Regions from separate parts of the Homo sapiens genome. Here region 1 is linked to region 2. Evidence: chromatin loops called from intact Hi-C (ENCODE). Cell type or tissue: IMR-90. All regions are shown on one strand.

Region 1 (8,000 bases), 130 kb before region 2:
TTTAAAAGGTTTTGTTCACGTTATTTTTCAGAATACACTCAAACCTGCCTTCTTCACATCTCCAGTGTAGCAGATCATTTTTCTTACGGGTCTGTTATCCTGCTCCTGCCTTTTCGTAGGCTTCCTGCAGTTACTTCAATGCATTCCTAAAACTCAGAGTAGACGACAGCCGTATTTTTTTTTTTTTTTTTTACTGGCTTCTCTGAGAACAGTGTCCTCAAAACCAGCTGGCATACAGTAGCAATAGGAGTGAAATGATTTATTGCAGAGGAAGGGAACAGACAGTGTAGAATGATTTCAGAGTTCTTAAAAAAAGAAAAAAAAGAAAGAAAGAAAGAAAAGGGGCAGCAGCATCCACTTGATACCTGAGAGGGTTAAATACCAGGAAGAAGAAAAAGAAAAGTGGGGGCGGGGTGGGGGGAACCTCTTCAACATTTGTGTATTCCAAATCCCAAGTCATAAACTTTTCATTGGTTGCTCATTTCTCTCCTCCCCTTTCCATGCCCTGTATACTTGCTGGCTGCCTTTGCAAAGTCTCTGTGTCTTGCCTAAATAGATAATATAGCCATCTTGGTAATTTTCTCTTAAAGGTTCTAGTTGCAGGGTGGTGCTTTTCTTTTTTAATATTTATTTTTAGTTTGACAAGTCCTAGCTATGTGACCTGCCATGTCTTGTACTTGATGGTCTCAGAAGTCAGCCCATGTATCTAACCCCAGTCTTCCTAGTGACCCTTATTTTGCTGCAGTTTCTCCTGTTCTTGTTCAATAGCAGAACAGATGCAGAGAATTCTGGCAAGCAGGATGATTTTATTATTGTAATTATGGCACTATCCGCAACAGCGGTGATAAATACACTCCACCCCTGGTTATCCCCTTTGGGAAGTAAAGCTTTCTATCTGGGGTGGAGCCAAGGAGATATTAGGAAAGAAAGTTCATTGTAATTAGTCCAAAACCATTGAGACAAACAAGGAGTTCAGTCAGTTTGCTTTCTCTAGCATGTGCATCGGTTCTACCGGTATTTGGGCAGAGCGGAAAGTATGTTATGTAGAACCTGAATAACTCATCTTTCAATGTTTATATGCAAAAGGTCTAATAAACTGCCAGCACTTCTATAACACAGAAAGGAGCTCTGATCCCATTTACTGAATAGGTGTGGAGAGAGCAAGTAACCCAAGAGGGCATTAGTTCTTTGTTCTCTGAAGCACACTTCAGTCTGAAGAGCTGAGATGATCCAACCCAGGGTCATGGTCATCAACAAACTGGAAAAATTCCTAGATTATTAGGAGGATTTCAGAGTATGGCATTTAACATCAATGTGTGGATTCTCCTTTCCATTTCACCCCAGCCACCAAATAAATGAAAACCTCCGATACGTCCAAGATAAATAAAATATACTGCCAGTTTTCATACAAAGAATACAGGCTTTAAAAAGTCTGTATTCTGTATGGAAGTTTAGGAGCAGAAAGCCATATTAATAGCAGGTTCGATACTACTGTGCAAGGACTGGATAATTTTATAGAAAATAGGTTAACTGATTTTCCAGCACTTTTTAGTTATACTGGAATATAGCAAACCCTTCCAAAAAAAAGGAAAAAAAGAAAAAAACCATATTTTTAAAAAGCAAATTGAAAGTACAGCATTGGCTTATATACCAGCTTTCCCTCTTTAGGACTTTTCTGCCTAACTTTTAACTCAGCTGTCACTGAAGTGGCTGTGGGGAGGGAGTGTGCCTGTCATTCCTTGCAGTGAATCTGGCGAGGGTCATAAGCCCCAGAGATGAAGCCATGGGAAAGATCACTGGTTCATTTTTTACCATCAACTTATTAGCGTTCAGGGAGTGACTTCAGCTCAAGTATTACAAATATGCTCTAATTATACTCAATGAGCTATATATCATTACAGATTGCTGATAGCCCTTTGTGGGACATTTTATAAAGTTCAGACTACATATTTTTAGCAATGTGGAGATTTAAAAGTAAAAATATAAGAGATATTGTATATGCCCTGAGGCATATTTTGTCTTAAATATTATCCTTGGCCAAGTATACTATATAAATACAGTAAATATGAATAGAACTGGCCAGGTGCCAATCTCCTAGGATGAATTTTAGTCAAGAATGTATTTATGGGATATAAATAATACTGTGTCAACATTTAAAGAAGGGGTCTGATTAGTTTTGAATTTATTCATATTGATCTTTTCACGTGCTGTTAGTTTAAGACTCGAAGTGGAGTTATGCTAAGGTTTACCGATAGTTTGCCCACTGGGAATTAGTGGACCTCTAGTAGTTTAACAATCCATTTGAAGTTCGAGGCACATCTATTCGAAAGATGCTGCACAAGGTTTTAGAAACTTAGAAAGGGTGATTCAGTTATACACAGGAAGAATTCAAATAATTGACATGTAAGAATCTGTAGAGAGTCCGACAATCAAAAAGAGGAAGAGACACAACGTTTCATTTTCTTTCTTTTCTCTCCCTTTTTCATTGTAACCAATCAGCACATGTTGTGGTTCTAACCCTGGTGATTTTGTACTCCCCCCAACACCCGCACCCCTACTCCCACTGGAACGTTTGGCAATGTCCAGAGACACTTTGGGTTGTCATGACTGGAGGTGGAGGGGTGCTACCGGTATTTAGTGGGTCAGCCAGGGATGTTTCTAACCATCCTATAATGCATAGGGCAACCCCCCATTCCCAACATCAAAGAATTATCCTGACCACAATGTCAGTAATGCCTCTGTTGAGGAGCCCTGGTATTTGTTGGGGGTTACTGAATTCTGTTAACAGTACCATTTAGAAAATAATAACAAAAATAAAATATCTTTATGATCAAAGCATATTCAAATGAGAATACTGAATAGGAGGATAGTCAGACAGTTATCTTAATTAAATGGAGTGTGGATTAGACCATTGTATACAGTATGTACTTTATTTTTTGTGGTCTTAAAGCCCCTAAATTAGAGACATCAAAACTTCCCATTTATTTAGCTTAAGTGATGGTGTTGACCTATCCATTACTAGCTTCAGTCAGCAGCAGTGTGATGTTAGAACAGAGAAAAAAGAAGTGAGGAATTATCATGGATTCCCCTTGCAAGGGAAATAAGCAGTTTGTGTTAACAAAGAGTGGAATCTCCAAGCTAGGCAATGGAAGAAAGTAAATAATCATCTTGATTTATTCTACCATTTTGAAGTAGATACACTAAAAATATACAGCCTGAAAAATCACAATGAGATTCCCTTTGTAGTTGTTTCACATGAGTGTTAAACATTTAACATGAAGCAATCTCCTTTTCTATTTCCTCTGTAATTTTCCAAGTTAAATTGTGGAATGTAGAATGAATACCAATGACACTATGGTTTTGGGGAATGTGACTTAGCATTCAATTCATGAATATGTCTTTCTATATACAAGTTGCTGGTCTGTTGGCCACTTGCCCAATGAAGGAAAATGTTAGCGATTGCTGGAACGTAGTGGTATTTTTGCTTTATGTAGTAAGCATTTTTACTATTTTATTTTTTAGGATTCTCTATGTGTGTGTTTGCATGTGGGTGTATGAGATAGAAACAGAAAGAAAAAGAGAGCGTATCAAAGACAGACTTGAACTTCTTGACTTCCAGAATGATTGAGTTATTAATATACAACAGACCAAACTTTAATTCTCCCTTTTTTATTGCATCGTTGCTTGTACTAACTCTAGTGTCTAATTGTGGTTACATTTAAGTTAGGTCACATGCTCCTCCTTCAGGATTTCCTCTTTTTTTTACTTTTCAAAGACTAGAAAAACCTCTCAAAGAAGTATACTATTTATAACGAAAGCAGTTGGGTCGTCTTTGTTGCCAAGTGAGGCCAGCCAGCTTTATGCCTCTCCTGAGGAGACCCCACCCGATGAAAGAGGGGCTTTGCAGAGGTTGAGGGGCAGGTGGGGACCTCTCCACCTCACAGAAGGAAGGGGTTGGGGGAGCCCACTGCGTCTCCACAGCAACCCCTGTGGTCTACTCGAGGAGTTGCACTTTTTGAATGATTTCTCCCTGGTGAAAAGATGGTGATGTAACCTAGTCGCAGCATCTTTCATATAAAGATATGAAAGAATGACAGATCGTTTTTCCTAGAGGAAACTGAGATGTGAAAAAAGGGCTAATGACTCACTGTTGAACCCACATCAAATCTGGGTTAGAACCAAGGAGTTCACTGACTTGTAGGCCTTCGCCCAGAGATTACAACACACTTTAGGCTGCATATTTAGAAGGTTCGAGAAATTAGAGTGGAGGCTCCTGGCCCTGGGAGAGGTGTGCAGGGTCACCACTGGAGTGGGACTCTGGCCCACTGCCACTCCAGCCCGCCTCCCCCTGCCCCTTGCCCACAGCACCCCCACCCCACCCCGCCCCATTATAGGTTCAGGAGTAAGGTGAGCAGCCGAGCAAGAGACTGCATGGAAGAGCTCTGGAAATAGCCCCTTCCGCTATCTTGATGTAGCATTTCCGGTACTGATGGGCTCCCGGAGAGAGGATTTGGATTTGCCAGATGTGCTTGCTCTATTTAGGCAGCGCTTCTGCTCAAGGGTGGATTCCATTTTGCAGATTCTGCACAGCTTGATGAAATGTGGCTCTGCCCGAGATAAACAAATGCCCATTGTCATTTTGAAGGCATATGTGTGCTTTCATTTTAAAAAATATCCTTTAAACAATGATAGTTTTTAACCTGGGAATTCAACGTTCTCCAGGTATTTTATTTTAGATTTAATAATATGTTAGGGGATTCTTTGATGGGTTTGTTTAGACTGAAAAGTTTGCTTCTGTCATTTGTTTGGAATAAATTTGCATCATGCTACAACCACAAGCTGCTTTTGATGGTTGGCTGTTTTGTTTCTTTTCTAAGCGCTGATATCCAGAAGTGGGTGTTTAAGTGCCCCACACTCTCACCACTACCTTACTTCCTGAATTGGCTTGGTGGTCTTGACTCTGAATGAAACTGCCCCTTGGCCTCTTCCCTACCATCTCTAAATTGCCTTCTTTTCCTTCATTGTGATGGAATGTCTGCATGGATGGATGGTCGAGTGCTCACATATCATGTCCCATTTGATACTCTACTGAGTTTGTGGGAGACAGCACCCCCTTTACTTAACCAGGCCTCAGTTTCTTCCCTTGTAAAGATGAAGAAAGTAACACTGGCCTTCTAGGGTTGTAAGGATTGATGATGACATATGTGAAGAAGCACCTAGTGCAGCTGCTCTGGCATGGAGTAGGTCTTCTTTGCCTGGCAGCAATTCTCTGAGTCTCAAATGCCTTTGACTTCAGGGTATACCATTATTTTATGTGCCACTAAGAAAAAAATATCACTTCAGTGATCATGCCATTGATTTTAAGAGAGGGTCTGGATTTTAGGGAGATGAAAATGTGATTATGAGCGATACCCCAGGAACCACTTCCATTAACCTCGGATGTCTTGGAACCTCCAGCTCATTCTTTTCCTTTGCGATAGTTCCACTCAGTGGATCTCTTTCCTTTGCTCACTCAGTTTGTTCCTTAGGTGGCCTCTGACACTTCAGGGCAGGGATGGGATGGGGCTGGAAACAGAGAACATAGGGTTGGTAATTCACCATGTCTGGCACTATCCAGTTCTCCTATGAGAAGGCCTGAGAGTTTAGGCAATTAGATTCAGGCCTTTCAGGGTCTGGTCCCTCCTCCTTGCTCAGCCCCTCCTCTCACTAAATCCCTGCATGAAAACTATACTCCAGTCACATTGTCCTCTTTGCCTTTACCCAAATGGGCCATTTATTTTCATGCCTCTGGGGTCTTTGTTTATGCTGTTTCTTCTACATAGAGATCTATCTTTTCACACCTTTAAAAATCCTTCTGCCTGGTGTGGTGGCCCACGCCTATAATCTTAGCACTTTAGGAAGCTGAGGCGGGAGGATCACTTGAGGGCAGGAGTTGAAGACCAGCCTGGGCAACATAGCAAGATCTTGTCTCTACAGAGAATTTAGTTGGGCCTGGTGGTATGTGCCTGTAGTCCTAGCTACTTGGGCGGCTGAAGCAGGAGGATTGCTTGAGCCTAGGAGTTTGAGGCTGCAGTGAGCTATGACTGCCCCGCTGTCCTCCAGCCTGGGCAACAGAGCGTGACCCTGTCTCTAAACATAACAAAATAAAACAAAATATTTCTGGGCTTAGTCAGATGCCACCTCCTTAGAAAACCTTCCTTGATTGTCCTAGTCTTATTTAATTAGCTCTTCCTTTGCACTCTTACTATACTGATGGTTATCTCTATCTCTCCCTCTTTTCTTTTGATCTTAGTAAGATCTAACTCTGTTCTGGGCTGTCTTCTTCATTGGTTTGTAGACTGCCCCAGGAACAGAAATCAAGTCTAACTTATCTATATTCTTATAGAACTTAGCATATTGTGTTTGATCAAGGAATGTTTGACAAATGGATGAGCATTCCCTTTACAGAATGAGATTGAACTACAGGAAGAAGAAGAATCTGTGAGTTCAAAGAGGTGTCAGGGCCAGGAGATGCGGAGAGATGAAATGTTCTGACCTTCATTATCAGGGAAAATGTGTCTGATGGGTCATGTCACTATGCTAAAGAGCACAGGGATTCTCATAACCATAATATTTTCTGTTTCCAATTCTCAGATAATAATGAAGGTGGTGATAATGATGATTAAAGCTAACCTTTATTGAGGACTTTTTACAGGCCAAGCATAGCTAACCTTTATTGAAGACTTATAAACCAAGCATAGTTTTAAATATTTTACATATATGTACTCTTTAATACTCACAAGCAATCCTATGAGGTTAATACTCATACTGTCCCTTTGACAGCTGAGGAAATGGAAATAGCTATTTCTATTAGTGATGTGTTATGGAAATTAGACTTTCAGCCACCACAGGTAATAGGAGCCCTAATACAGAGCCCAGGAAATAGAGAGCATGACCTTTCTTGCCTTCTTGATAAATGATGTAATACATCCATGGAAGAATGGTGGCTCTCCTCTGTTAACAAGAATTACATTCACAAGCACTGAGAAAATATACCTCTGAAGCACACAACCTGGGTTTTTTTTTCTTGCCTCTTAACACATTCAACTTTTATTTCTGCACTTAATTGATACAAAAAGTGTGATTTATTAAGACTTTGGTTGTTTCTGTTTGTTTGTTTGTGAGACAGAGCCTTGCTCTGTTGTCCAGGCTGGAGTGCAGTGGCACCATCTCAGCTTACTGCAACCTCTGGCTCCCGGGTCCAAGCAATTCTCCTGCCTCAGCCTCCCAACTAGCTGGGATTACAAGCATGTGCCACCACGCCCAGCTAATTTTTGTGTTTTTAGTCAAGATGGGGTTTCACCATGTTGGTCAGGCTGGTCTCGAACTGATCTCAAGTGATCCATCCGCCTCGGTCTCCCAAAGTGCTGGGATTATAGGCCCGAGCCACCGTGCCCAGCCTTGGTTTTGTTTTTGAACTGCAATCATTTTCCTCACAAAAATTTTGATAAATTTTATTGATAGGGCATTCCTATTTCAGAGAATTAATTTATTTGGGAAGGCAAGATGATATACAATGAGCATGATGACTTTGGAGCTGGACAGACCCATTAAATAAAGAAAGGAGAATAAATAAAAGGGAATTGTACCAAAGGAATCTCAAAGGCTGAAATGGAAGCGGTAACATCAAAGACAAGAAATCCTACTCCAGGCCTGTGGCAGTTGTTAAAGAGTGGTCCTGTTTTGGTTAGCAACTTGGCTCTCTCAGTGCAAGTCATTAAAACTGCCTCATTGATATTTAAGTTGCTTCCTACCGAATTCAGATCTTGGCTCTGCCACTGTCGGCTTTGCAGCTGGATTTGAAACCCCTTCACTTAGCCCAGCCTCAGTTTCTTCATTTGTAAAGAAGAACATCGACTTTCTAGGGGTTGTAAAGGATGATGTGTGTGAAAAAGCACCTGGTGCAGCTGCTTCTGGCCTTCTTTCCACAGCAGCTATTATTCATCGAATCTCATTGACTT
Region 2 (8,000 bases):
TTTAACCTACAGCATAAAATTTGAAATCTGAAGGGGACTTAGAGACTGAGACAAGTCCTTATCCAGCATGTAACTCCCATCCCAAACTATCTAGAATTGTCTAGCCTCTTTTACTAACTGTTCACTAGAGATAGAATGTGAGCCAAAAAAGCAAACCACATATGTAATTTTAAATTTTCTAGTAGTCATGTTAAATAAGTAATCAGACATAGGTGAAATTGATTTTAATACTATATTTACCTCAATATGTTCAAACGATTACTACTTCAGCATGTGATCATTATAAGAATTAATGAGTGTATTATTTTGTTCTCACGTTGCTATAAAGAACTACCTGAGACTGGGTAATTTTATGAAGAAAAGAGGTTTAATTGACTGGCATTTCTGCAGGCCTAATAGGAAGCATGGTTGGAAGGCCTCGGGAAACATAATCATAGCAGAAGGGGAAGCAAACAGTTCTTTACTATGGCAGAGCAGGAGAGAGAGAGAGATAAGGGGGAGCCACTGCATACTTTTAAACCATCAGATCTCCTGAGAACGAACTCACTGTCACAAGAACAGCATGGGGGAAACTGCCCCCATAATCCAATCACCTCCCACCAGGTCTCGCCCCTGACACATGGGGATTACAATTCCAGATGAGATTTGGTTGGGGACATAGAGCCAAACCATATCAGCAAAGACACTTTTTTTTTTTTTTTTTTTTTTTTTTTTGAGATGGAGTCTCACTCTGTCACCAGGCTGGAGTGCAGTGGTGCGATCTTGGCTCACTGCAACCTCTGCCAACTGGGTTCAAGTGATTCTCCTGCCTCAGCCTCCTGAGTAGCTGGGATTACAGGCACGTGCCACCACGCCCAGCTAATATTTGTATTTTTAGTAGAGACGGGGTTTCACCATGTTGGCCAGGATGGTCTCGATCTCCTGACATCGTGATCTGCCCGCCTTGGACTCCCAAAGTGCTGGGATTACAGGCGTGAGCCACTGTGCCCAGCCATCGGTGAGATACCTTATATTTCTCTTTTTCATACCAAGTCTTCAAAATTCAGAGTGTATTTTACAACTAAAGTACATCTCAATTGGTACCAGCCATAATTCAGGTGCTAACTAGCCATATGTGGTTAGTGGACACTGTACTGGACAAGACAGTTTTATATAGTCACAGAGGAAGAATTCACTCCAGTACTCTCTGATTTTCCTCCAGAAACCCATTACGGTGTTAAACAGTTCTCAATATCGGAAAGTTCTTCCTTGTGTTGCACTAAAGCCTGCATACCATACTTTCCATTTCTACCTTAGTCTTTGTTCTACTTTCTCAATCATATTTTTAATACTACAGAAAATGTCATATTATAATAGCTTTCAGTAGTGGCAGTATATTGTGATATAACTCTCGTTACTTTCAAGTATTCTCTTCTTGAATCTCATTTCACCCTGGCTTACTTTTGAAATTGGAATTTTTAGATCAGCTACAGAATTTTCTACTCAGAGCTATTATACCCATTGCTCCAGAGTGACAAAGCTTCTTTTGGAACAGAATTCTTTCAACTAACTAATCAGGTATCCCTCTCAGCTTATTGTTTTCTATGTATCTATGTAGTCAACACACTGTCAGGATTCTCGTTTAATTCAGTGGTAAACACGTTGACTGAGATAAGGCATAAGACAGAGGAAGAGCCATCCATGGCTCACTCTGAGAATTCTTCTATGTTAAATGCCCTCCATAGTCATCCCACTTAGGATACAGTCATTCGACCAGTTACAAAGTCACCCATGGACTGGTCATCTCAGCCCACATTTCTTCATCTTCTCCACAAGGACATCATGACTCACCTTGTCAACTGTCCTTCCCAAACAGTCAAAGTTCTCAGTTGTCAGAACAGGAAATAAGTTCCTATTTCTTGCTTAATTCGTGAACCTCATGGTGGGCTTGGTCTGGAACCACATTTTTTCTTCTCCAGTGTTCTGTCACCTTTCATATTCTTCATAGTTCCTCAAAACAATTGCTAATGGTTCATGGTTCTCAGCTTTTGGTTTCTTATCTCAGGGATCTTATATAAAATAAATAGTTTTCACTCTATTTCAGCATAAATTATTTTCTATTGATATTTATTCTATGCTTTGGGTATAAAAGTTATTGTCACACATTCTGGTATAGGTTATATGACTATCAGTTTTTAAATAGTTTCCATGGTTAGTTTATGGAAACAGGTGTGTGTGTGTGTATTTTCCTGTCATTGCAAATTTCTACAGTTCGAAGTATCCTGTAATTAGGGTCATGAGAAAGTGTTTATTTCCTGGGTCAGAGGCAGAGAGAAAGCAAACTTTTTGCTATGGAAACCATGATTTCCAAGAGTCTACCAATACCACTTTCTATTTTCTTTATCTTTTTCTCCCCTACCAATTCACTTTTATTGGCAGCACTGGTTGTTCTACTATTCTCTTTCTATTATTCCAACTTGCTGATTCTCTTCAAGTTAAAGAGATGGGCATCAGTTTCTACTAACATGACCAATGGGTCTGAAGCTCTGTCTTTTTGGAAGCACAGAAAATCAACCACTCAGAAGCCCAGTGGAAGAATACAGTCTATTTCTCTAGCTCCTTTTGAAGTCAGGTCTTATGTGTGTCCCAAAGCTGGGTCATTTTGTTAGCTTATTATTGACTATATTGTTTTAATATTCTGCTTTGGTGTGTGTCTCATCTATTGTTTTGTGAACTCCTGGGCTATGTTATGTTAGGGGCTATATTTTTATCAATCTTTGCATTCTCTGTACCCTATGATTACTTAATAAGCACTTCATAAATAATGTGTTATGAGTGAATAAATTAATAAATGAATTGCTTATTTGACACACACACACAGTTTCCACTGGAAAGCTTCCTGTTGTGAAATACTTGTTACTTTGCTTGTCAACCCTATCCAACAATGTTGGATAGCTCTAATGATAGAAAGCTTTTATTTTGTATTAACCTAAATCTTACCCTCAGAACTTCCATTTTCCCATAGAAAACATCTTCTCTTTCCCAAGTATTTATTTTATGTATTAAACTGAAGGCTTCAGGCCTGACAAAGATAGCAATTTTGTTTTCAACAGGAAGTACTGTGCTTATTCCTTTGCTTGTTCAACCATCTTCATTCCAGTGGCATTCCAGTGGCAAGCTTCTGGCATGCCCACCACGCAGGTCATTTAGGGAGAAATCCAAATTCCATTTAGACACATTTTGAACTCCTCTAAATATTGTGCTTTCTCAGGCTTCCAGGGAGCCAGTGTTTATCACTGGATGAATACAGTTACAGAGAGATCAAGGACTTAGTTTATTCTGGGTCACATCCATTATAATGGCATAGTTTAGGCCAAGGAATCCTCTTGTCCCCAACAACTTTCCCAGGTCTAAGACTTACATTTTCTGCTGTGTTGCCCTCCTTTGAGGGATAAACCCATGTGGCCAGGCTGGGACTGCTCTTTCTTTATTCTAGAGCAGCAGGACTGCTTTGCGTAGCTAGCTCTTCCTCTCTCCTACACTCATTGCCAGACAATACAGTATGCAGAACCCAGCATCTGACACTCATACTTGGCTCAGGGCTGGTTTGTGAATCACATGTCAGAGCAGGACTTCAAATCTCATGTCCAACACAAAGAAAGATGACGCCAGTGCTTTGAAATGTCTTTAAACACGAAATATGTCAACTTAGTGACCCCTCAACTCTGTCCCCTCTCTCTCCCTTGCACTTTTTTTCAAGATGTTTAGAAACTGTGTCATCTTTGTTTCTGAAATATTGTTTTAGGATTAAGGTTTGTCAGCATCATGAATCTGCACTAAAAATACTGCAAGGAACATGAGACCATAATTATATCAGCTTTGATCACACTGATTCCACTAATTAAAAATTCCACTGAGAAGAGTGCTGCGGAATCATGTAAACCCTGTGAATTACCTAATAATGATAGAAATATTCAAAGCATTAGTGATTAATGAACAGATGTGAAGAGGCAATACAAGCTTATGGGAAACCATTTCTAATGATGATGTCAGCAAGGAACAATTTGCAGACATAATTACTGAAAAATTATCAGAGACTTCCTTGTCAAGTATTTTGTATGTTTATAAAGCTGTTGGTGACTCATTTTAGAAGTCTGGGAGACTTATTTGATTTGGAATCAGGATTTTATTATAGCTTAGCTGTTATGTAATAGTTTACTCAGACTGATGGGGAGATATTCTTCCATGTCAACATAACTTGTATGGTGTGCAATGAGATTTCCTTGTAGTTATTTCAGCAATTCATATCTGAATGCTTTCCCATATTTTCAGTCCTGAAGTATATTCTCAGTTTGTAAAATGGAGTGCAAGACAGGCTGTGAGATAGATTAATTGTTCAATGATTTATCACGAACTCTAACAGTTTACTACATTGGGACAAAGTTGTTTTGGTTTATAAAGCTGGTAGTGTCATATGGAATGGCTATCTCTGGCATGCCATAAATTCAATATATGAGTGTTTTGCCATACATATGTGTGCTTTACTGTGGTCAGTATCATAATTAGCCAAGCTTTACCCACATGCCCCAAAATTCCAATGCTTGAGAGCAAAGTCATCTGGATACAACTAGTTTTTATGTTGGCTGGGGAACTATTGTTTGATCAACATCTCTAGTTGCTAACTAGCGGTATTTCATTTGGAGTTTCCAAAACACTAATAGCAACCAGATAGATATTGTGTCTGTCCCTTGCCTCAAATTTTAATCATGTTGTTGTCTCCAGAACAATTCCAAAAGAAACATAGCCCGAAAAATGTGGTGCTTTCCAAGAAAGGTTGGGTGTTATCATTGCTCTGAAGGGGACAGTGTGGGGAAATAATTAAATAGGATAAGCAGGGAGGGCTCCCGTATTCCTTTCCTGGCTCTTCAACTGCCTAGCTGCTACTGTACCATTGTTAGTTTTTCTGGTTTCTCTCTAAATAAGTTTCTTTATCTAATGACTAAAGGAAGAAGAATTTAACCATGAGACTACATAATTAGCTTGAGTATTTGCCTACATGGGTTTATATGCAGATATGTGGATCTCATTTAAACACTTTTAAATGAATTTATTTTATTTATGTATTTATGTATTTATTTATTTATTTATTTATCTATTATTTATTTTGAGATGGAGTCTTGCTCTGTCCCCCAGGCTGAAGTGCAGTGGTGCGATCTCGGCTCACTGCAACTTCTGCCTTCTGGGTTCAAGCGATTCTTCTGCCTCAGCCTCCCAAGTAGCTGGGACTACAGGTGCACACCACCACGCTGGGCTAATGTTTGTATTTTTAGTAGAAATGGGGTTTCACCACATTGGCCAGGCTGGTTTCGAACTCCTGACCTCATGATCTGCTTGCCTTGTCCTCCCAAAATGCTGGGATGACAGGTGTGAGCCACTGTGCCTAGTCCGAATTTATTTATTTATTTATTTTATTTTTTGAGATGGAGTCTTGCTCTTTCACCTGGCTGGAATGCAGTGGCATGATCTCAGCTCACTGCAACTTCCGCCTCTGGGGTTCAAGCGATTCCCCTGCCTCAGCCTCCCAAGTAGCTGGGATTACAGGCACGTGACACCACGCCCAGCTATTTTTTTTTTTTTTTTTTTTGTATTTTAGTAAAGATGGGGTTTCACTATGTTGGCCAAGATGGTCTTGATTTCCTGACCTTGTGATCCACCTGACTCAGCCTTCCAAAGTGCTGGGATTACAGGTGTGAGCCACTGCACCCGGCCCCAAATTTATTTTATCACTTTATACTCTATTTGATAGTCATTTCTGTCTATGCTGTATATATTAACACAGAGAGGAGGAAGAGTGGAAGTATGGGATAATGGAAGGTAGAATTTAAAGCAGCAGAAAAAAGAAAGGCACTTTTTCCATTGAATAAATGAAGGTCAATAATATATTTTGGATGATAGGTACATAATTCTTCAACACTAACAACAGAAATGCCTCTGTTTTATAGTAATGAGTAACGAAGAGTATTTTATGATCCAGAAAAGTCACAGTACAAAGGCACTATTTCCTTTTGGCTGGTTTTTAGTTTTCAATCAACAAAGCTTCTATTTTAATTCCTGAAGTACACACTGTGATGCAAGAAGGCCCCAAGAGGAAGAAATTCTGCTTCCTTTTGGCATCTTTTGGAAATTCTTTAACGCAGTGATGCAACTCTATTATTTCATGGTGAACATCTGTAGATCCACGTAATACTTTGTGGCATAAGGCTGAGTGAGAACAAGTGTCCAAGGACCTCTAGTCAGTGTTCCATATACACAGTCAGAAATCAAATGTACTTTGTTGGCCAGGTGCGGTGGCTCACGCCTGTAATCCTAGCATTTTGGGAGGCTGAGGTGGGCTGATCACTTGGGGTCAGGAGTCCGAGACCAGCCTGGCCAACATGGTGAAACCCCGTCTCCACTAACAATACAACAATTAGCTGGGCATGGTGGCGCATGCCTGTAATCCCAGCTACTCGGGAGGCCGAGGCAGGAGAAGTGCTTGAACTCAGGAGGTGGAGATTGCAGTGAGCCATTGCACTCCAACCTGGGCAACAGAGCAGGACTCCATCTCAAAAAAAAACAGGAATAAAGAAATAAAATGTACTTTGTAACTTAGGAGGATGGGCTGGCGAGGTGGATAACAGCATAATCATCAACTTTCAGGAGCTGTTAGAGAATTGAAGTTCAGTCAAGGACAAAAGAGAATAACCAGATTAGTGTTGGAGACAAGAAAGGAGGTTCAGTTTATTGACTGTGTATGAATGCGACTCTGCCTCCCAGTGGTTTTTATTATCCACTTCCATGGATATTTCTTCTTTCTCTCTGATGATCCCATTTTCACTTGATCTTTGTTTGGAGGTTGAACAAGACAAATAATAATAATAATAAAAATAGCAGTTAACCTTTCCTGAGTCTTCACTATGTGGATAACATTTTACTAAATGATTTAATGTATGACTTCATTCAGTCCTTTCAACAGCCTTATGAATTTGTATTATCACTCCCATTTTAAAGATGAAGAAACTGAGGCTTAGAGAGTGACTTGCCTAAAGTCACCAAGCTAGTCAGTGGCAGAAAGGGATTCAAACTCAAGCAATCTGACTCCAGAGCTGATGCTCTTGAACACTATTCTTTATAGTCCCTTGCATATGAATTTTGAAAGGTTTGATACCAGAGAAGACTGATGTCATTGGCCAAAATGCAGAAAGAATTTGAATAATCTGTGGATTCCAGGCCTGTCACGGTTGGCTCATGCCTATAATCCCAACATTTTGGGAGGCCGAGGCAGATGTATCACTTGAGACCAGGAGTTCAAGGTCAGCTTGGCTAACATGTTGAGACCACATCTCTACTAAAAAATACAAAAATTATCCAGGAGTGATGGCACGTGCCTGTAATTCCAGCTACTCGGGAGGCTGAGGTGGGAGAATTGCTTGAACCTGGGAAGAGGAGGTTGCAGTAAGCCGAGATCACACCACTGCTCTCTAGCCTGGGTGAGAGAGCAAGACTCCATCTCAATAAATAAATAAATAAATAAATAAATAAATAAATAAATATAATCTGTGGATTCCAAATGCGTATCTTCCATATTACATCACTAAGTTTTTGCTTTTCATTCCTATTGCTAATATCAGAGCTCAGGTTGCCATTACTTCTTACTCGAACTTCCTTGAAAAATGTTATTTCTTACTACTTAATATTATTACATTTTGTCAAAATTATGGAAAATACGGAAAAATTGGCATCAAAAGAAGCTTCACCTACAAGTTCACTAATTAGGAATAGCAGTTATATTTTCTTTTAGCTATTTTTCCAATTATATTTCAGAGTTATACACACACATATGTATAGTCATGCACCGCATAATGATGTTTCAGTCAGTAATGAAAGGCATATATGATGGTGGTCTCATAAGATTGTAACGGGGATGAAAAATTTCTACTGCCTAGTTCTGTTATGGTGACCCTGATGCTGTAGCGCAATGC

Evidence for each region. A loop is a pair of places that touch in the nucleus more often than their neighbours do. Peaks named below come from ENCODE experiments on the same cell type or tissue, not always from the same donor. Only the 100,000 strongest peaks of a DNase experiment are listed, where the experiment ranks them.
Region 1: it touches region 2 in a loop (4-fold over the local background); 23 of 110 quality-filtered maps call a loop at or near these places.

What each region holds. Positions count from the first base shown.
Region 1 is chr1:218,347,760-218,355,759 of GRCh38, forward strand. All of the region lies in intron 1 of TGFB2 (transforming growth factor beta 2), which reads left to right. Among named protein-coding and RNA genes, the nearest start is that of TGFB2-AS1, 6.1 kb to the left of the region's middle. In IMR-90, a CTCF peak has its summit at 3,990; DNase peaks (open chromatin) are centred at 482, 3,402 and 4,112; H3K4me3 peaks cover 3,329 bases; H3K27ac peaks cover 1,728 bases.
Region 2 is chr1:218,476,726-218,484,725 of GRCh38, forward strand. No RefSeq gene overlaps it. Among named protein-coding and RNA genes, the nearest start is that of LINC02869, 29 kb to the right of the region's middle. In IMR-90, no CTCF peak of the experiment used is centred here; DNase peaks (open chromatin) are centred at 3,176, 3,606 and 4,096; H3K27ac peaks cover 2,358 bases.